Regions from separate parts of the Homo sapiens genome. Here region 2 is linked to region 1. Evidence: read pairs that join two places in POLR2A ChIA-PET (ENCODE). Cell type or tissue: OCI-LY7. All regions are shown on one strand. Links, peaks and the distances in the headings refer to the core of each region. The heading gives the core; the rest is flanking DNA.

Region 1 (12,178 bases), core at 1,602-9,601:
ACTGTGCCTGGCCCTAACAATTCTTTGTTAGATGAATATTCATGTTAACATTTTTATGCCTTTGCAAAATATAATTCCCAGCAGAACATGGTCATATACCATGATTGTCTCCTTTTCTTCTTTCTACTTTTCCTGAAGTTAATGCTTGACTTTTCTTCATGTGCTTAGTTTTCCTTGGACCTCTTGTTAATTTTTTGCACATTCTTCAATAACTCTTAGTACAGTTTTCTATGTGGTATATCATTTCAGGTAATCAGAGAAAGTATTAATACAAAAGAGCTATAAGATACCAGAATGTTTAGGCCCAGATCCAGAGAGGAGTAATTGTTGTGGGTTATTACCTAGTAACCAGGTAACAATGAAGCTCTGGTAGCTTTAAAGACCCAAGGCTGGCATTTGGCAGTTTGGGAGGATTTCATGGGTCTGACTCATGTACTGGCTGTGAAAGTTGATTTGAGCTAAAATGACCCCGGTTTGGTCATCTGGGAAGCACTGAGGCTGGTCCAAGACTTGTGGCAGGTAGCCACTGAGTGGGAGGAGGGAGAGTGAGCCTAGACACAGCTGGGGGAACAGTTTTTAGGGAAAGGAAGACATGGGTTTCTCTCAGTGGTGTGCATCCTCAAATGGGGGCTTCCCAAGTTTGTGTGTCCTGGTCTGGAAGTTGTGGTGGGTAGAAGGAAACTTAAAACTCAGCATCGTTCTTGAACCATTCAGGCCTAGGCTGACCCTACTGCCCAGGGTATACCAACTCATGACACTTATCTGTCAAGGAACTCCAAATTCAATCTACTTTCTGCATTATCTCAGTGATATATTTGCATGCTTCTTCCTGTCTGTGTTTTGGGGGCAGGTTTGATGTCCATGGACCCTCTTTAGTCCTCTATGTATGTCCCCACCAAGCTTATCATTTTCTTGGAGATGGGAGAGAGCCCTTTTTCAAGGAGGGGTCTAAAACGGCATGGATTCCTGAGAAGACTAGGCTGGGTCAGGAGCTGAAGAGGTTTAAGGTTGGGACAGAAACTCTGGAGGTTAGCCTTGGTAAGAGTCTTTTGAGACCTACTCCATGAGTAAATCTGCTCTTCACCAAATTTCCAGATCCCCACAGTTCCTCTGAGCAGCTTCTCACTACTGTCATCTCTCCCAGATATGAACCAAATCCCTGGTTGCCAAGACAAGTTGACAAGGTTTGAAAAAGAAACTATTTTGAAACAGAACTTCAAGGAAAAATAAGAACCCATTCTCAGGCAAATCCTAGCAGCTTTGATTAGTAAAGAAACAGCAGTCCTTGTTTGATTCAGACAGTTTATTACTTACATAGACACAAAAGGAAATAAGCAGAATTTCCAGCTCTCCCACAGGACAGCACCAATACAAAAGGGGATGGCAACCTGAGTAATGAGACACCCTGTTGCTGAGGAGCTGAGTCCATTTGCAACTAAGAAGTTTATGGCTTGCAGTTCTGCCCTAAGAAAGATGAGGCAGAATGCCTCATACCTTATCAGAACCTGGGAAGTGATAAGAACTGCCTCATGACAGCCTCCCAAGAAGATAAAAAGATGAGTTGAAAGTGGCCTTGTGGTAGTTCCTCATAAGCCTGTTCCCCAAGGATCACAGAATGTCCGCCAAGACTTTGATTAATTATGGTTAAGCCTTGCCTGTATGGCCTATGTGAGTACATATAAGGTTGGCAGGTCAACGTGGCAGAGCCATGCCCCTACACCCATATACAGAAGAGAGCAAATGAACAGATAGTTGACCAGCCTGAAAAAGCAAAACAAGGGAAAAGAGAATAATAATTGTCATAATAAGTAAAAGGATAATATGCAAGGGATTTCCCCTCTTTTTCTGAGATAGCATCTTACTCTGTTGCCCAGATCTGAGTGCAATGACACAATCACAGCTCACTGCAGCCTCAACTTCCCAGGCCCAAACCATCCTCCCACCTCAGCCTCCCGAGTAGCTGGGACTACAGGCACATGCCACCATACCTGGCTAATTTTTAAGAAGTTTTTGTACAGAGGGCATCTCACTCTGTTGCCCAGGTTAGTCTCAAACTCCTGAGCTCAAGCAATCCTCTCGCCTTGGCCTTCCAAAATGTTGGGATTGCAGGCATGAGCTGCCCCATCTGGTTAAGAGTTTTTCTTTTGCCCAGGAATTTGAGCTATGCTGAAAACAGAAAGAAGTAATTCTAAGAGTAGCTTCCACCTGATTGCCAAGAGTTAGTGGCCAAGCCAGCTTTCTGATAACCAATCACGATATCACCCCCTTACCTTTCCCCAATCCCCAGTTTGTATAAAGACGGTACTAGGGAAAGGGATAGTTGTCAGAATCCTTGATAGTGGGTTGGGGGAAGGTTGTCACAGTGTGAGACCTTTCCTTTCATCTAGGGAGCCATGTGATGAGAAAGAATTCAGTAGGCCTCTGTGGAGAATGTGAGTGCCTGCAAGAAATGAAGAATGACATTTGGTACTTGGTTGGACAATTGGACTCATACATATATACATATATAATATATATATATATAATATTTTTTAAAGTCAGGAACCAATTATAGATCATGCATTGCTTTTAGTTGTCATGACATCTCTCCAGTCTCTTTAATCTAGACCAATCTCACCTGATATTCTTTTCCTTTTTGTGACAGCCAGTTTTAAAATAATTTTAAAAAGCTGTGGTAAAATCCATAATATAAAATTTACCATCTTAACCATTTTTAAGTGTACAGTTCAGTAATGTTAGGCACATTCACATTGTTGGGCAGTCAATCTTCAGGGCTGTCTTCTTGCAAAACTGAAACTCTATGCCCATTAAACAACAACTTCCCATTTTCCATCCTCCAGCTCCTGACAACCACCATTCTGTTTTCTGTCTCTGTGAATCTGACTACTCTAGGGACCTCATATCAGTGGAATCATATAGTATTTGTCATTTTGTAGTGTGATGGGATGATCTCCGCTCACTGCGACCTCCGCCTCCCGGGTTCAAGCGATTCTCCTGCCTCAGCCTCCCTAGTAGCTGGTATTACAGGCGCACACCACCATGCCCAGCTAATTTTTGTATTTTTAGTAGAGATGGCATTTTACCATGTTAGTCAGGCTGGTCTCGAGCTCCTGACCTCATGATCCACTGGCCTCAGCCTCCCAAAGTGCTGGGATTACAAGCGTGAGCCACCGTGCCCTGCCGGTAATTCTATTTTTAATTTTCTGAGAAACTGCCTTACTGTTTTCTAAAAAGGCTGCACCATTTTACATTCCCATTAATAGTGCACAAAGGTTCCAATTTCTGCACACCCCTTCCAACACTTATTTTCCCTCTCTTTCTGGTGTGAGATGATATTTATATGGTTTTAATTTGCATTTTTCTAATGATAATTGATGTTGGGTATTTTTTTTAGGTGAAAGCAAGTTTACTAAGAAAGTAAAGGAATAAAGAATGGCTATCCCCCAGGCTGAGCAGCCCCGAAGGCTGCTGGTTGCCTATTTTTATGGCTATTTCTTGATTGTATGCTAAACAAGGGGTGGATTATTCATGAGTTTTCTGGAAAAGGGGTGGGCAATTCCCAGAACTGAGGGTTTCTCCTAGTTTTAGACCATATAGAGTAACTTCCTGATGTTACCATGGCGTTTGTAAACTGTCATGGCACTAGTGGGAGTGTCTTTTAGCATGCTAATGCATTATAATTAGTATATAATGAGCAGTGAGGATGACCAAAGGTCACGTTCTTCGCCATCTTGGTTTTGGTGGGATTTGGCTGGCTTCTTTACCACACGCTGCTTTATTAACATGGTCTTTGTGACCTGTATCTTGTGCCGACCTCCTATCTCATCCTGTGACTTAGAATGTGACTGGGAATGCAACCCAGTAGGTCTCAGCCCTATTTTACCCAGCCTCCATTCAAGATGGAGTTGCTCTGATTCAAAGGCCTCTGACAGACTTCCTCCCTCCCATTTATTTATTTACTTATTTATTTAATTTGGAGACAGAGTTTTGCTCTTTTTGCCCAGGCTGGAGTGCAATGGCATGATCTCAGCTCACTGAAACCTCTGCCTCTCAGGTTCAAGTGATTCTCCTGCCTCAGCCTCCCAAGTAGCTGAAATTACAGGTGTGTGCCACCATGTCCAGCTAATTTTGTATTTTTAGTAGAGACGGGGTTTCACCACGTTGGTCAGGCTGGTCTCGAACTCCTGACCGCAAGTGATCCACTGGCCTCAGTCTCCCAAAGTGTTGGGATTATAGGTGTGAGCCACTGCACCTGGCCCCTCCCTCCCTTTTATAAGAAAACTCTTAATCCTAAGGGTTGTAGCAGGATGAAGATCCATGTTTTGTAACTTTTTCAGGCTGAATAGGGGCAATGATATTCCTGCCTAATTATTAGGGTCTCTTGTATTCAGGGTAGAGAGTAGCTCAATCAGAAAGCATCAGTATGTCAAGCACCATTCATAACCCTGAGTACTGATAAAAGGTGACATCTGGAAGATTAATAAGTGTTTAATTTGGGAAAACATTGAGTAAGCTTGTTCTGCATTCCTATGCAAAGAGCACAACACCAATATATTCCACAAAAGTAAAGCAAAATAAGTAAAGTTATCTCAAGTAAACTAAATAAGAAGGCTTTCCATAAGCTAGGCAACTGTTGGAACTGAGCTAATATGGAGTCACTAGCTGATTTCAATACATGCCCAGAATTAGAATATTGATCCACATTTTTATATCACCTATCCTTCTTGTTTCTTCTATCAGCCAGACACCACTGGTTGGTTTACAGGAATAAGCAGTCTAAATTGCAGACAAAAAACTCAAAAACAACTGATGAGACTAAAATCTGACAAAAGGTGTACCATAGTTCCTGAAACATATTTTTTCTCTCTCCAGTCTCCCATTTTTACTAAAGACAAATCATGGTAAGACCAATTTGCTTTAATATACTTGGCCTAATTATTTGTTTAAAGTGCAGCAAGAATAATTATTTGCCACATAGGCTTCTTTTAATTGGTTTTGATGGAACTCTGTTCCATAAAGAATCTCAGATAAGACTTTTTTTTTTTTTTTGAGATGGAATCTCGCCCTGTCACCCACGCTGGAGTGGAATGGTGCGACCTTGGCTCATTGCAACCTCCACCTCCCGGGATCAAGCAACTCTCCTGCCTCAGCCTCCTGAGTAGCTGGGATTACAGGTGCACGTCACCATGCCTGGCTAATTTTTTGTATCTTTAGTAGAGACAAGGTTTCACCATGTTGGCCAGGCTGGTCTTGAACTCCTGACCTCGTGATCTGCCTGCCTCGGCCTCCCAAAGTGCTGGGATTATAGGCATGAGCCACCGTGCCTGGCCTAAGTATTTTTTTTTTTTTAGATGGAGTCTCGCTCTGTCGCCCAGGCTGGAGTGCAGTGGCACCATCTTGGCTCACTGCAACCTCCGCCTCCTGGGTTCAAGCAATTCTCCTGCCTCAGCCTCCTGAGTAGCTGGGATTACAGGCGCCCACCACCATGCCTGGCTAATTTTTGTATTTTTAGTAGAGACAGGGTATCACCATGTTGGTCAGGCTTGTCTCGAGCTCCTGACGTTGTGATCCACCTGCCTTGGCCTCCCAAAGTGCTGGGATTACTGGTGTGAGCCACCGCGCCCGGCTAAGACTTTTTGTTGTTGTTGTTGTTGAGAGGGAGTTTCTCTCTGTCACCCTGGCTGGAGTGCAGTGGTGTGATCTCGGCTCACTGCAACCTCTGCCTCCCGGGTTCAAGCAATTCTTCTGCCTCAGCCTCCCAAGTAGCTGGGACTACAGATGCGCACCACCATGCCCGGCTAATTTTTGTATTTTTAGTAGAGACGGGGTTCACCATCTTGGTCAGGCTGGTGTGGTCTTGAACTCCTGAGCTCGTGATTGCTTTCCTCGGCCTCCCAAAGTGCTGGGTTTACAGGAGTGAGCCACCGCGCCCGGCCTCTCATTTTTTTTTAACAATTATATTGTACACCATTGACACTGTTCAGTAGATTCATCATATTTCATTCAGTCTCAGCTGATTACCATTGGGTTGTTTTCCAGTTATTTTATTATAAATGATGTCACAATAAATAACTTGGTGTATATAATGTTTAATATTTGTGAAGGTGTATATTTAAATTTTTAAAGATGGAATTGCTAGTTCAAAAGACAAATGCATTCATCATTCTTTGAAGATATTGCCAAATTACCTCCATTGTGGTTCTACCATGTTTTTCACTCCTACAAACAATACATGAGAATGCCTACTTTTCCACAACCTTATTAATAGAGCCTATTGTCAATTTTTCTAAATGTTTGTTCATCGGATTGATGAAAAATGATGTCTCAATGTGGTTTTAATTTGTATTCTTGTTATGGATGAAATTAAGCAAGTTATAATATGTTTAAAGCTCTTCTTTTTTGTTTTTGTTTTATACATTTACAGTACTGTACTGTATTTATCAATACTATAAATTTACAACATCTTTTTTTAGCTTATATTTTAAGTCCAGGGATACAATGCAGGTTTGTTATGTAGGCAAACTTTTGTCACAGGGGTTTATTGTACAGATTATTTCGTCACCCAGATATTAAGCCTAGAACTCATTAGTTAATTTTCCTGATCCTCTCCCTCCTCCTGTAAATCCCGGTGTCTTTTGTTCACCTCTATGTGCCCATATGTTCTCATCATTTAGCTCCCACTTAGAAGTAGGAACATGCAGTATTTGATTCTCCATTCCTGCATAAGTTTGCTAAGGATAATGGGCTCCAGCTCCATCCATGTTCCTGCAAAAATATGATTTCATTGTTTTTTATGGCTGCATAGTATTCCATGGTGTGTATATGTACTACATTTTCTTTATCCAGTCTACCATTGATGAGCATTTAGGTTGATTCCATGTCTTTGCTATTGTGAGTAGTTCTGCAGTAAATATGCATGTGTCTTTATGATAGAACAATTTATATTCCTTTGGGTATATACCCAGTAAAGGGATTGCTGGGTCAAATGGTAGTTCTGTTTTTAGCTCTTTGAGGAATTACTACACTGTTTTCCACAATGATTGAACTAATTTACACTTCTACCAACAGTGTGTAAGTGTTCTGTCTTCTCTGCAATCTCACCAGCATTTGTTATTTTTTCACTTTTTTTTTTTTTTAAGACAGGGTCTCATTCTGTTTCCAGGCTGGAGTGCAGTGGCATGATCACAGCTCACTGCAGCCTTGACCTCCCAGACTCAAGTGATCCTCCTGCCTCAGCCTTCTGAGTAGCTGGGACTGTAGGCGGGTGCCACCACACTGGCTAATTTTTGTATTTTTTTTATACAGATGGGGTCTTGCCATGTTGTCCAGGCTGGTCTCAAACTCCTGGGCTCAAGTGATCCTCCCTCCTTGGGGCCTCCCAAAGTGCTGGGATTACAGGCATGAGCCACTGCGTCTGGCCTATTGTTTGACTTTTTAGTAATAACCATTCTGACTTGTGTGAGATGGTATCTCATTGTGGCTTTAATTTGCATTTCTCTAATGATCAGTGATGTTGAGCTTTTTTTCATATGCTTGCTGGCCATATGTATATCTTCCTTTAAAAGGTGTCCATTCATGTCCTTTGTCCACTTTTTAATGGTGTTTTTTTCTCTTGTAAATTTAAGTTCCTTATAGATGATGGATATTAGACCTTTATCAGATGTATAGTTTGCAAAAATTTTCTGCCATCCTGTATGTTGTCTGTTTACTCTGTTAATAGTTTCTTTTGCTGTGCAGAGGTTCTTTAATTAGATCCCATTGGCCAAGTTTTGCTTTTTTTGTGAATGTTTTTGGCATCTTTGTCATGAAATCTTTGCCAGTTCCTCCATCCAGAATAGTTTTGCCTAGGTTATCTTCTAGTTTATAGTTTTGGGTTTTACATTTAAGTCTTTAATCCATCTTGAGTTGATTTTTGTATATGGTGTAAGGAAGGGGTCCAGTTTCAATCTTTTGCATATGGCTAGCCAGTTATCCCAGCATCATTTGTTGAATTGCTTGTTTTTCTCAGCTTTTCCCATTGCTTGCTTTTGTCAGCTTTGTCGAAGATCAGATGGTTGTAGGTGTGTGGCCTTATTTCTGTGCTCTCTGTTATGTTCCATCGGTCTATGTGTCTGTTTTTGTACCAGTTCCATGCTGTTTTGGTTACTATAGCCCTGTAGTATAGTCTGAAGTCAAGAAGTGTGATGCTTCCTGCTTTGTTCTTTTTGCTTGGGATTGCCTTGGCTATTCAGCCTCTTTTTTGGTTCCATATGAATTTTAAAATAGTTTTTTTTCTAGTTCTGTGAACAATGTCATTGGTAGTTGATAGAAATAGCATTCAGTCTATAAAATGCTTTGGGCAGTGTGGCCATTTTAATGATATTGATTCTTCCTATCCATGAGCATGACCATGGTATGTTTTTCCATTTGTTTGTGTCATCTCTGATTTCTTTGAGCAGTGTTTTATAGTTCTCCTTGTAGAGATCTTTCACCTCACTGGTTAGCTGCATTTCTGGGTATTTTATTCTTTTTGTGGCAATTGTGAATGGGACTGCATTCCTGATTTGGCTCTTTGCTTGGCTGTTGTTGGTGTATAGGAATGCTAGTGATTCTTGTACATTGATTTTGTATCCTGAAACTTTGCTGAAGTTATCAGCTGAAGGAGCTTTTGTGCCTAGACTATGGGGTTTTCTAGATACTGGATCATGTCATCTGCAACAGGGATAGTTTTGACTTCTTCTCTTCCTATTTGGATGCCTTTTATTTCTTTCTCTTGCCTGATTGCCCTGGCCAGGACTTCCAATACTATTTTGAAAAGAAGTGGGGAGAGAGGACATCCTTGTCTTGTGCCAGTTCTCAAGAGGAATGCTTCCAGATTTTGCCCATTCAGTATGATGTTGGCTGTGGGTTTGTCATAGATGGCTCTTATTATTTGAGATATGTTTCTTCACTACCTAGTTTACTGAGAGCTTTTAGCATACAGTTGAGTTGAAATTTATCACCTTTTTTGCATCTATTGAAATAATCATGTGGTTTTTGTCTTTAGTTCTGTTTATGTGATGAATCACATTTATTGATTTTCATGTGTTGAACCAACCTTGCATCCTAGGAATAAAGCCTATTTGGTCATGGTGGATAAACTTTCTGATATGCTACTGGATTCAGTTTGCCAGTATTTTGTTGAGGAGTTTTGCACTGATGCTCATCACAGATATTGTGCTGAAGTTTTCTTTTTGTGTGTGTGTGTCTCTGCCAGGTTTTGGTATCAGAATGATGCTGGCCTCTTAGAATGAGTTAGGGAGAAATCCCTCCTCCTCAATTTTTTGGAATAGTTTCAGTAGGAATAGTACCAGCTCTTGTTTGTACTTCTGGTAGAGTTCAGCTGTGAATCCATCTGGTCTTGGGATTGTTTTTGGATAGGGTACTTATTACTGATTCAATTTCAGAGCTCATAATTAGTCTGTTCAGGGATTCAGTTTCTTCCTGGTTCATTCTTGGGAGGGTGTATATATCCAGGAATATATCCATTTCTTCTAGATTTTCTAGTTTGTGTGCATAGAGGCATTCATAATATTCTCTGATGGTTATTTGTATTTCTGGGGGGTCAGTGGTAATACCCGCTTTGTCCTTTCTAATTGTGTTTATTTGGATCTTCTCTCTTTTCTTCTTTATTAGTCAAGCTAGTGGCCTGTCTTATTAATTTTTTCAAAAAAGCCAACTTCTGGATTCATTGTTCTTTTCTTGTTGTTTATTCAATGATCTTTTGAATGGTTTTTTGTGTCTCAATATCCTTCAGTTCAACTCTGATTTTGGTTACTTCTTGTTTTCTGCTAGTTTTGGGGTTGGTTTGCTCCTAGTACTGTAGTTCTTTTTTTTTTTTTTTTTTTTGAGTTGGAGTCTCACTCTGTCACCCAGGCTGGAGTGCAATGGCAGTCTTGGCTCACTGCAACCTCCACCTCCCGAGTTCGTGTGATTCTCATGCCTCAGCTTCCTGAGTAGCTGGGATTACAGGCTCACACCACCATGCCCGGCTAATTTTTGTATTTTTAGTAGGGATAGGGTTTTGTCATGTTAGCCAGGCTGGTCTCAAATACCTGACCTCAAGTAATCCACCCGCCTCAGCCTCCCAAAGTGCTGGAGTTGCAGGCATGGACCACTGTGCCCAGCCAAGACCTGTCTAACTTTTTGATGTGGGCATTTAGTGCTATAAATTTTCCTCTTAACACTGCCTAGCTGTGTCCCAGAGATTCTGGTATGCTGTAACTTTGTTCTCTTTGGTTTCAAAGAACATCTTGATTTCTGCCTTAATTTCATTATTTAACCAAAAGTCATTTATGAGCAGTTTGTTTAATTTTCATGAAATTGTATGGTTTTGAGCTAGTTTCTTAGTCTTCATTTCTAATTTTATTGCATTGTGGTTGGTATAAGAGTAGTTGGTATAATGTCAGTTCTTTTGCATTTGCTGAGGATTGGTTTACATCTAATTGTATGGTTGATTTTAGAGTACGTGCCATGTGACAATGAGAAGAATGTATATTCTGTTGTTTTTGGATGGAGAGTTCCTTAGATGTCTATCAGGTCCATTTGATCCAGTGCTGAGTTCAGGTCCTGAATAGCTTTGTTAATTTTCTGACTTGATGCTTAGTCTAGTACTGTCAGCGGGGTGTTGAAGTCTCTCACTATTATTGTGTGGGAGTCTGAGTCTCTTTGAAGGTCCCTAAGAACTTGCTTTATGAATCTGGATGCTCCTGTGTTGTGTGCATACATATTTGGGTAGATCTTCTTATTGAATCTTTTACCAAAATATAACGCCTTTCTTTGTCTTTTTTGATCTTTGTTGGTTTAAAGTCTGTTTTGTATGAGATTAGGACTGTAACCCCTGCTTTTATCTGATTCCATTTGCTTGGTAGATTTTCCTCCATCTCTTTATTTTGAGCCTACGGATGTTATTGTGTGTGAGATGGTCAGATGAAGACAGCATACCTTTAGGTATTGCTTTTTTATCCAGCTTGCCACTCTGTTCCTTCAATTGGGGCATTTAGCCCATTTATATTCAAGGTTAGTATTGATATGTGTGGATTTGATCCTGTCATCATGTTAGCTGGTTATTATAGATACTTGTTTGTGTGGTTGCTTTACAATGTTACTGGCCTGTGTACATGAGTGTGTTTTTGTAGTGGTTGGTAATGGTCTTTCTTTTCCATATTTAGTGCTTCCTTCAGGAGCTCTTGTAAGGCAGGTCTGGTGGTAACGAATTCCCTTAGCATTTGCTTGTATGTAAAGGATCTTACTTATGTTTCGCTTATGAAGCTTAGTTTAGGTGGATATGATATTCTTGGTTGGAATTTCTTTTCTTTAAGGATGTTGAATATTGGCTCCCAATCTCTTCTGGCTTGTAGGGTTTCTGCTAAGAGGTCCACTGTTAGTCTTATGGGCTTCCCTTTGTAGGTGACCTGACCTTTTTCTCTAACTGCTTTTAACATCTTTTCTTTCACTTCAACCTTGGGGAATATGATGATTATGTGTTTTGGGGATTATCTTCTTATGAACTATCTTTATTGGGGTTCTCTCATTTCCTGAATTTGAATGTTGGCCTCTCTAGTTAGGTTGGGGAAGTTCTCATGGATGATATCCTGAAATATGTTTTCCAAGTTGGTTCCATTCTTCCCATCTCTTTCAGGGACACCAATACATCATAGCTTTGGTTTCTTTACATAACCCCATATTTCTTAGAGGTCTTCGTCTTCCTTTTCATTCTTTTTTTATTGATTACTGTCTGACTGTCTTATTTCAGAAAGCTAGTCTTTAAGCTCTGACATTCTTTCCTCAGCTTGGCCTGTTCTGCTATTAATACTTGCAATTGCACTATGAAATTCTTTTTTTTTTTAAATTCTTATAGTGTGTTTTTTTAGCTGTCATGTTGGTTATGTTCTTTTCTATACTGGCTATTTTGTCTGGCAGCTTCTGCATTGTTTTATTGTGATTCTTAGCTTCTGTGGATTGTGTTTCAATGTAGTCCTGCATCTTGATTATCTTCATTCCTATCCGTATTCTGAATTCTGTTTCCATCATTTCAGTCATTTCAGCCTCTTTCAGAACTCTTGCTGGAGAGTTAGTGCAGTCGTTTGGAGGAATAAAGGCATTCTCACTTGTTGAGTTGTCAGATCTTGTGCTGGTTCTTTCTCATCTTTGTGGGCTG
Region 2 (9,865 bases), core at 1-8,000, 690 kb after region 1:
TCCTTTCTGTGTGGGCCAGTAACTTCATTATTAGCTTTCATGTATTTTTGAAACATTTTCACCATTTTTACGGGAGACTTTTTTTTTTTTTGGACGGAGTCTCGCTCTGTGGTCCAGGCTGGAGTGCAGTGGCATGATCTCGGCTCACTGCAAGCTCTGCCTTCCGGGTTCTGGCCATTCTCCCGCCTCAGCCTCCCGGGTAGCTGGGACTACAGGCGCCCGCCACCACGCCCGGCTAATTTTTTGCATTTTTAGTACAGACGGGGTTTCACCGTGTTAGCCAGGATGGTCTCGATTTCCTGACCTCGTGATCTGCCCGCCTCGGCCTCCCAAAGTGCTGGGATTATAGGCGTGAGCCACTGCACCCGGCCCGGAGACATTGTTTATACACACACACACACACACACACACACACACACACACGTGTGAAAAGTGGGTATTATGATACTGCTGTCATTGAGATATTTTAATTGAGGAATAAATTTTTTTCCTGTGATGTTTCTTGGGACATCAATATTTGAGTATATAAGGCTTTTTCTTTAATCCATTAACTATAAATTTTGAAGAAAATGCATGAGAAAATGGAGAAAATGTGTTTTTTTTTTAAAAAAAATTGAGATTAAGGTCTCATTATGTTGCCCAGGCTGGACTCAAACTCTTGGGCTACAGTAATCCTCCCACCTCAATCTCCAGAGTAGCTGAGACTACAGTTGCCTGAAACTGTGCCTGGCAGAGAAAAAAGCTTAAAAAAATAAGAACATGGTAATGATTTGATAATATTCAGTTACATTTACTTTTGATTCTTGTAATTCAAGTAAACTCAATTTTATGTCTGATATTTTCTCACAGCTACCTATATATTTCTTCCCAATTTAAAATATATTATTTTATTTTATGCCTAGCAAATATCTTTACAGTATAAATATTTACGCTCATGAAAGTACGTAGCCAGTTATTTCTTAGGGAGAATTTTTTCCCTATATTTTGATGGGCTTCCAAAAGTATTACCAGTAATTCTCAGTAATTACAATTAGGTCAGTTACCCAGGAAAAGGTAAGTCTGTAACATTCTTTGGACTACCAATTTTCTTTTACTAAGTTTCCTGAACAATAAATATTTTTGAAATATAATGTATTAATAGAATTCTGGAGTACTTCCATTATTTCCAGTCAATGCAAGTTGGAATGCTTCTACTTTATGCTAAAAATATTAATGTTTCTTTTTCACTTGGGTTCTTGTTAAGTGTGATTCTGATAATGTATACAATCACATATCATTTTTAGGTTTCCATAATATCATGAAAATTTGATTTTTAAGCGTTACATGTCAACAACCTGGTAAAGTAATCCTTCCATTCAGGATCATTCAAGGAATCTATTTAAAAATATTTTCCCCAAATTATAGCTGAATCAGAAAGTTTAAATTATTATATTATATGATTTGTCAAAAAGAGAAACTCCTAGGGAGACATCTCCATAATAGGTGTGTTGGGGGAACAGTAATCTCAAAGCAGATGCACTAACATTATAAGATTAAAATCATTGTTTATAGAAACTTCCAATTCATTTAAAAGCTCATTGGGGAAAAAAAAGCTCATTGGGAAAAAAAAAAAAAGCTCACTAAAGTTTCTATTAAAGCGAATACGGTAGATTTCCATCCCCTTTTGAAGAACAGTAGGTGGAGCTATTTAAGATATAAAAACGAAATATCCTTTCTGGGAGTTCAAGATTGTGCAGTAATTGGTTAGGACTCTGAGCGCCGCTGTTCACCAATCGGGGAGAGAAAAGCGGAGATCCTGCTCGCCTTGCACGCGCCTGAAGCACAAAGCAGATAGCTAGGAATGAACCATCCCTGGGAGTATGTGGAAACAACGGAGGAGCTCTGACTTCCCAACTGTCCCATTCTATGGGCGAAGGAACTGCTCCTGACTTCAGTGGTTAAGGGCAGAATTGAAAATAATTCTGGAGGAAGATAAGAATGATTCCTGCGCGACTGCACCGGGACTACAAAGGGCTTGTCCTGCTGGGAATCCTCCTGGGGACTCTGTGGGAGACCGGATGCACCCAGATACGCTATTCAGTTCCGGAAGAGCTGGAGAAAGGCTCTAGGGTGGGCGACATCTCCAGGGACCTGGGGCTGGAGCCCCGGGAGCTCGCGGAGCGCGGAGTCCGCATCATCCCCAGAGGTAGGACGCAGCTTTTCGCCCTGAATCCGCGCAGCGGCAGCTTGGTCACGGCGGGCAGGATAGACCGGGAGGAGCTCTGTATGGGGGCCATCAAGTGTCAATTAAATCTAGACATTCTGATGGAGGATAAAGTGAAAATATATGGAGTAGAAGTAGAAGTAAGGGACATTAACGACAATGCGCCTTACTTTCGTGAAAGTGAATTAGAAATAAAAATTAGTGAAAATGCAGCCACTGAGATGCGGTTCCCTCTACCCCACGCCTGGGATCCGGATATCGGGAAGAACTCTCTGCAGAGCTACGAGCTCAGCCCGAACACTCACTTCTCCCTCATCGTGCAAAATGGAGCCGACGGTAGTAAGTACCCCGAATTGGTGCTGAAACGCGCCCTGGACCGCGAAGAAAAGGCTGCTCACCACCTGGTCCTTACGGCCTCCGACGGGGGCGACCCGGTGCGCACAGGCACCGCGCGCATCCGCGTGATGGTTCTGGATGCGAACGACAACGCACCAGCGTTTGCTCAGCCCGAGTACCGCGCGAGCGTTCCGGAGAATCTGGCCTTGGGCACGCAGCTGCTTGTAGTCAACGCTACCGACCCTGACGAAGGAGTCAATGCGGAAGTGAGGTATTCCTTCCGGTATGTGGACGACAAGGCGGCCCAAGTTTTCAAACTAGATTGTAATTCAGGGACAATATCAACAATAGGGGAGTTGGACCACGAGGAGTCAGGATTCTACCAGATGGAAGTGCAAGCAATGGATAATGCAGGATATTCTGCGCGAGCCAAAGTCCTGATCACTGTTCTGGACGTGAACGACAATGCCCCAGAAGTGGTCCTCACCTCTCTCGCCAGCTCGGTTCCCGAAAACTCTCCCAGAGGGACATTAATTGCCCTTTTAAATGTAAATGACCAAGATTCTGAGGAAAACGGACAGGTGATCTGTTTCATCCAAGGAAATCTGCCCTTTAAATTAGAAAAATCTTACGGAAATTACTATAGTTTAGTCACAGACATAGTCTTGGATAGGGAACAGGTTCCTAGCTACAACATCACAGTGACCGCCACTGACCGGGGAACCCCGCCCCTATCCACGGAAACTCATATCTCGCTGAACGTGGCAGACACCAACGACAACCCGCCGGTCTTCCCTCAGGCCTCCTATTCCGCTTATATCCCAGAGAACAATCCCAGAGGAGTTTCCCTCGTCTCTGTGACCGCCCACGACCCCGACTGTGAAGAGAACGCCCAGATCACTTATTCCCTGGCTGAGAACACCATCCAAGGGGCAAGCCTATCGTCCTACGTGTCCATCAACTCCGACACTGGGGTACTGTATGCGCTGAGCTCCTTCGACTACGAGCAGTTCCGAGACTTGCAAGTGAAAGTGATGGCGCGGGACAACGGGCACCCGCCCCTCAGCAGCAACGTGTCGTTGAGCCTGTTCGTGCTGGACCAGAACGACAATGCGCCCGAGATCCTGTACCCCGCCCTCCCCACGGACGGTTCCACTGGCGTGGAGCTGGCTCCCCGCTCCGCAGAGCCCGGCTACCTGGTGACCAAGGTGGTGGCGGTGGACAGAGACTCCGGCCAGAACGCCTGGCTGTCCTACCGTCTGCTCAAGGCCAGCGAGCCGGGACTCTTCTCGGTGGGTCTGCACACGGGCGAGGTGCGCACGGCGCGAGCCCTGCTGGACAGAGACGCGCTCAAGCAGAGCCTCGTAGTGGCCGTCCAGGACCACGGCCAGCCCCCTCTCTCCGCCACTGTCACGCTCACCGTGGCCGTGGCCGACAGCATCCCCCAAGTCCTGGCGGACCTCGGCAGCCTCGAGTCTCCAGCTAACTCTGAAACCTCAGACCTCACTCTGTACCTGGTGGTAGCGGTGGCCGCGGTCTCCTGCGTCTTCCTGGCCTTCGTCATCTTGCTGCTGGCGCTCAGGCTGCGGCGCTGGCACAAGTCACGCCTGCTGCAGGCTTCAGGAGGCGGCTTGACAGGAGCGCCGGCGTCGCACTTTGTGGGCGTGGACGGGGTGCAGGCTTTCCTGCAGACCTATTCCCACGAGGTTTCCCTCACCACGGACTCGCGGAAGAGTCACCTGATCTTCCCCCAGCCCAACTATGCAGACATGCTCGTCAGCCAGGAGAGCTTTGAAAAAAGCGAGCCCCTTTTGCTGTCAGGTGATTCGGTATTTTCTAAAGACAGTCATGGGTTAATTGAGGTGAGTTTATATCAAATCTTCTTTCTTTTTTTTTTTTAATTGCTCTGTCTCCCAAGCTGGAATGCAGCGGTACGATCATAGCTCACTGCAGCCTCAAACTCCTAGGCTCAAGCAATTATCCCACCTTTGCCTCCGGTGTAACAGGGACTACAGGTGCAAGCCACCTACTGTCTGCCTATCTATCTATCTATCTATCTATCTATCTATCTATCTATCTATCTATTACTTTCTTGTACAGACAGGAGTCTCACTATGTTGAGCAGGCTGATCTGAAACTTGGGCTCAGGCTAGCCTCCTGCTTCTCCCTCCCAAACTGCTGGGATTACAGGCGTGAACCACAGTGCCCCGCCCTTATCAGATATTCTTTTCTGGCTGGGCGCGGTGGCTCACGCCTGTAATCCCAGTACTTTGGGAGGCCGAGGCGGGTGGATCACCTGAGGTTGGGAGTTTGAGACCAGCCTGACCAACATGGAGAAACCCCGTCTATACTAAAAAAATACAAAATTAGCCGGGCGTGGTGGTGCATGTCTGTAATCCCAGCTACTTGGGAGGCTGAGTCAGGAGAATTGCTTTAACCTGGGAGGTGGAGGTTGCAATGAGCTGAGATTGTGCCATTGCACTCCAGCCTGGGCAACAAGAGTGAAACTCTATCTCAAAAAAAAAAAAAAAAAACTTTATCCTCTAGTTTCATCCATTGATGACACTTGCTTTAATCACTTATTACAATCACCTCCAAATGAAGATTTTATAATTCCATTGTTTCTTCTACAGTTGTTAATTGGCTTTCTACCTTGAAGAAGAGTTTTATATTCTCTATATATGTTTGTTTCTATGATTCTGGAAGCATGGTTTTCTATTTTATTCAATGGCCTGTAATCTGTTAATATCAATTATTTATTTTGATGCTGAAATTGTCCCAGGATTGGCCTTTGGGACTCCCTTTAGGCTGATTTCTATGTCCTTTCTGTTACAGCAAGCTTGGGATTATATCCAAGATTTGTAATTCCAATGTACTTACTTCTGTCAGTGTAAACAAAGTACGATTTCTGGACTAGATGACTTGGGCATTGTGGGGGAGGTGGAAATTAGAGGTATTCTCTGTTTTTCCTGTAGGATCTTGCATTTCTTCCTCTTGCTGCTTGTCTCTTTGTGTCGGGAACAGGCCCCCCAAAATCTGGCCATAAACTGGCCCCAAAACTGGCCATAAACAAAATCTCTGCAGCACTGTGACATGTTCATGATGGCCGTAATGCCCATGCTGGAAGGTAGTGGGTTTACCGGAATGAGGGCAAGGAACACCTGGCCCGCCCAGGGCAGAAAACTGCTTAAAGGTGTTCTTAAACCACAAACAATAGCATGAGTGATCTGTGCCTTAAGGACATGCCCCTGCTGCAGATAACTACCTCAATCCATCCCTTTATTTCCGCCCATCTCTTCGTTTCCCATAAGGGATACTTTTAGTTAATCTAATATCTATAGAAATGATGCTAATGACTGGCTTGCTGTTAATAAATATGTGGGTAAATCTCTGTTCAGGGCTCTCAGCTCTGAAGGCTATGAGACCCCTGATTCCCCACTTCACACTTCTAAAAAAAAAAAAATTTTTTTTTCTGAGCTTGGAGAAATATATCCCTTAGTACACTTGGCATTTATAAAGCAGACATCAATAAATTTATATATATGTGACAGATACCAACAACAATCCAGTCCCCTTCCCTCATACCTTATTTATGTACATATATTTTATATAATAGATATAATTTATTAACAATTTATAAAATTACTTTGTTAATACTCTATATCATTTTCTAGCTGAATTTATCAATGATAATGCTCTTTTCCCACTTTTATTTTTTTCCCATTGACCATGCAGCAGTTTTGTGTAGACCGTCTGATAACAACTGATCTGTTTATCTAGGGGGGAGAAATCTAATTCAATGGAAAATATAAATAAAATTGTGATAAACTTTTGTAAATAGAGTGGCTTTTAACTACACTTGAGATGGCTAGCAAATTCATAAAGTGAATTTACTTTCTTTCAAAGTTCAGTAATTCTTTCTGGCCATTAGGGATATGTCCATTTATACTTTCTCAGTATCCCAAGTCATTTCATGGTTTTAAATCATTCATGAACTTCCAAATATAGTGAATTTATTTCTTCTGCATTTAAAATTTTATCACTTAAATATACAATATACCGTATTGCCATGACGAAAAATGGTAAAGACTATTTTTCACTTCTGTTATGCATTTCATTAATACGATATCTGTATGTGTTTCCAAGTTAGACATTTCTTTTGCCCATTTCCTACACTAATGATACTAATGATGACTTTGTGGAATATTCAGAATTAACAAAATGTGTTTTGAGTGCTTTTTTTAGTACTGGGGCAAATTTGCAGTAATATCGCCTGCTTTTTACATTAAATTCCCCATAACTTTTACAACTATGGGAAAATTTCTGAAACGTGCACAGATTCCAAGTGTTTTCTGAGAACTTTATGCTTATTGTAGAGTGGTTACAGACACTGAATGCTAAAGTGTATTACTCTTTGAAAAGCATTGCTTGATTTCTTTTGGTGAATTCTGTAAAGGTGCAGGGAAACATAACGTCCCAATTATTTTTTCTTTCTTCTTTGTTTGCTGCCTATCTACTTTGAAAGATACAATAGTTAAAACCCAGAAAAGAGATTGGAAACCCCTTAGAGAATGAAAGACATCCAAGGGCTCTAAAATGCGGCAGTTGCTGCTTCTGAGACCAAAAAAGGGGGCAAAATATAGAGTGTGTGGTTCTACTTGTGTGATTTTTTGAAAGAAAGTATTTGAATTTATCTAAAAATACTAAATTTGTATTTACATTAGTTTTCAAATAGAATTTAATAAGTACAGTGTTCTATAGGTAATATTGAGAGAAATAGAGGACAATGAAACCTCTCTCCTCCATCATCTTGTATGAACTACCAAAATGTTTATCATATGGACAGTTCTCATATATAGTCAAATAGAAAGAAAGACATAATAGGAAAACAAATGACTTGGGAAACTAAGCTAACATGGTCTAATTATTCTGACCTCTGCTCACCTAACTTGATTTAGGAACAAATCATTGAGAGTTAGAGCATGAATAGTCAAGACTGTTAGACCATATCTCAAATATCAGTGACTTCAATCAACTATGTTTCCAGTTTAAGCTGAATAGGCTTTATTAAATAGTTGTTGAATGAATGGATAAACAAATAATGTACTCTGGGGATTACCTGATACCAGGATTCTGAATTTTCAGATGTATCATAGAAGGATAGCAGCTTTGCAATTAGGTAAATTGTTAACTGTGTCACCTTTAGCAAGTTATTTAATCTCTTTGAGCTTCAGCAAAGTAGGAATAATCATATCTAATTTGAAAGGTCGTGGTGATGGCTAGGGCTAACAAAAATCTGATTCACAACATGCAATTAATTAACAGTAGCCATTTTTAGTGGTTGACCAAAAAAAGGATTTATATTTTCAATGCCAGCACACTCGATGTTCTGTTGGGAAAAATAATAATGATTTTTGTGTGCTTCTCCATATGGTATAATGGAATGATTTGTGGATGGAAATAAAACTGTTCTAAAATTTTTGTGACAGCTGGTTTAAAAATCTTAAGTGCCTAGGCACATTCTTGATTGAGAAGCCACAGTTTTAGGCCATAAAAGATGGGGGAAAGATTTTTATATGAGACAATTTTGTGAGTGTTACTTTTTCTTTGTCTGAACCATAGTGAAATCTAAACAAGGATCTTGTGAAACTTATTTTAAAGAAGCAGTTTACTTCAATGGGATCTTAGATAATTTCACCAGAAAATGGATCACCGAAACCAGAAGGCTGGTGATCATTATTTGGTTTGGGCCATATAAGAATTGAAACTAACGGCTTAGCTTTAGGATTTTTAGGACACTTGTTGATAATTTAGGATTCATAATTAACATATGTGTTGATTGTTTTCTGAGACTAACTGGGCAATGGGTTTGGATGTGTTTACATTTATTCTGATTCCAGTCATAAAATTATGTCAAGGACTTTCCTTGTCTTTTTATGTGTATGACAGATGTGTATGTATCCATTTCATCTAACAAGTTAAAGCGTTCAGCTATAATTTAAAATTTGTAGCTTCACTGTTTTATAGTACCTAAAATTGGAATGTAATCAGTCAGAAGACATTCATCCACTGCTTTCATTCCAGAAGTATTATGCTTTTTGAAGCAGCAATAGCATAGGAATGTTGAGGAGACTATACTATACTTTTATAGCATATTTAATCTCGTAGATCACTTTTCAATGAATTATAAGGCTGATGACAAATGAGCAAATTGTATCAGTTTTCTTTATGACATGTAACAGAGTATAGCTGTGATCATGAATTGGATAGTTCTGGTGTAAAAATCTGCTTTATCCCCATATAAGATGTCAGGTTCAGAAAAGCAAACACATAGTTTCGAAGAGATGTTGATCAAACTGATGAGGCTAAATCTCAAGAAAGAGACACAGTTACCCTCTAATGTTACACTTTGAGTTCACCTTTTTTTTTTTTTTTGAGACAGAGTCTCAATCTGTCGCCAAGCTGGAGTGCAGTGGCACTATCTTGGCTCACTGCAACCTCTGCCTCCTGGGTTCATGCTATTCTCCTGCCTTAGCCTCCCGAGTAGCTGGGACTACAGGCACACGCCACCACACCCAGCTAATTTTTGTATTTTTAGTAGAGATGGGGTTTCACCATATTGGCCAGAATGGTCTTGATCTCTTGATCTTGGGATGCACCCACCCCACCTCAGCCTCCCAAATAGCTGAGATTACAGGTGTGAGCCACCATGCCCGACCACTTTGAGTTCACTTTTAAGAAACCATACTTAATGGAAAATTACCAGTAACAGGGCATACTGTTTAGGATGCATTCCTAAAATATTAATGGCAAAAGATAGCCAGCCTATGGCAAAGCTAATTGGAAAAAATATTTTATAAAGGATGAGACTTCTGGATACCATATGGGAAGGGCTCTGGTTCAGGAAAATGTTTTTAAAAAACTGTCATTGAAGAGACCATAGAATCAAACAAAATAATTTAATCTGTATGTAAAAGAAGTTGGTACCACCATAATTTTTCTTATACATGTCATATAAGGATCTACTCTGTGTATTGTCATTGAGGGCAGATATAATTTCTTAGTTCATCATTAACTCTCTGAAGTATTTCACACAGTAGTTTGTACACCTTCTAAGTACTCAATACAATGCTTGAGTTCAATTATTGGAAAGTGGTCTCTTGGAGAAAAAAGAATCATAGTGCAAAACCAATTATTTTACATGGACTTTTCCTCTATATCTAAGCCCTAATAAGAGGCAGCTGTCTGATATACATACATACATACATACATATATATATATATATATATATATATATATATATATATATATATACACACACACAC

The links. Peaks named below come from ENCODE experiments on the same cell type or tissue, not always from the same donor. Only the 100,000 strongest peaks of a DNase experiment are listed, where the experiment ranks them.
Region 2: POLR2A ChIA-PET joins it to region 1 with 10 read pairs; 2 of 35 experiments call an interaction of 5 or more read pairs at or near these places.

Annotation. Positions count from the first base shown.
Region 1 is chr5:140,740,671-140,752,848 of GRCh38, forward strand. All of the region lies in intron 3 of LOC105378198 (a long non-coding RNA gene), which reads left to right. Among named protein-coding and RNA genes, the nearest start is that of PCDHA1, 39 kb to the right of the region's middle. In OCI-LY7, for the core only: no CTCF peak of the experiment used is centred there; no DNase peak of the experiment used is centred there.
Region 2 is chr5:141,428,783-141,438,647 of GRCh38, forward strand. All of the region lies in intron 1 of PCDHGA1 (protocadherin gamma subfamily A, 1), which reads left to right. The region is part of intron 1 of PCDHGA2 (protocadherin gamma subfamily A, 2); the gene reads left to right. All of the region lies in intron 1 of PCDHGA3 (protocadherin gamma subfamily A, 3), which reads left to right. All of the region lies in intron 1 of PCDHGB1 (protocadherin gamma subfamily B, 1), which reads left to right. It also overlaps PCDHGA4, PCDHGB2, PCDHGA5, PCDHGB3, PCDHGA6 and PCDHGA7, and 10 more genes. RefSeq lists an enhancer at 1,621-1,760. In OCI-LY7, for the core only: CTCF peaks have their summits at 1,726 (motif pointing right) and 1,925; a DNase peak (open chromatin) is centred at 1,749.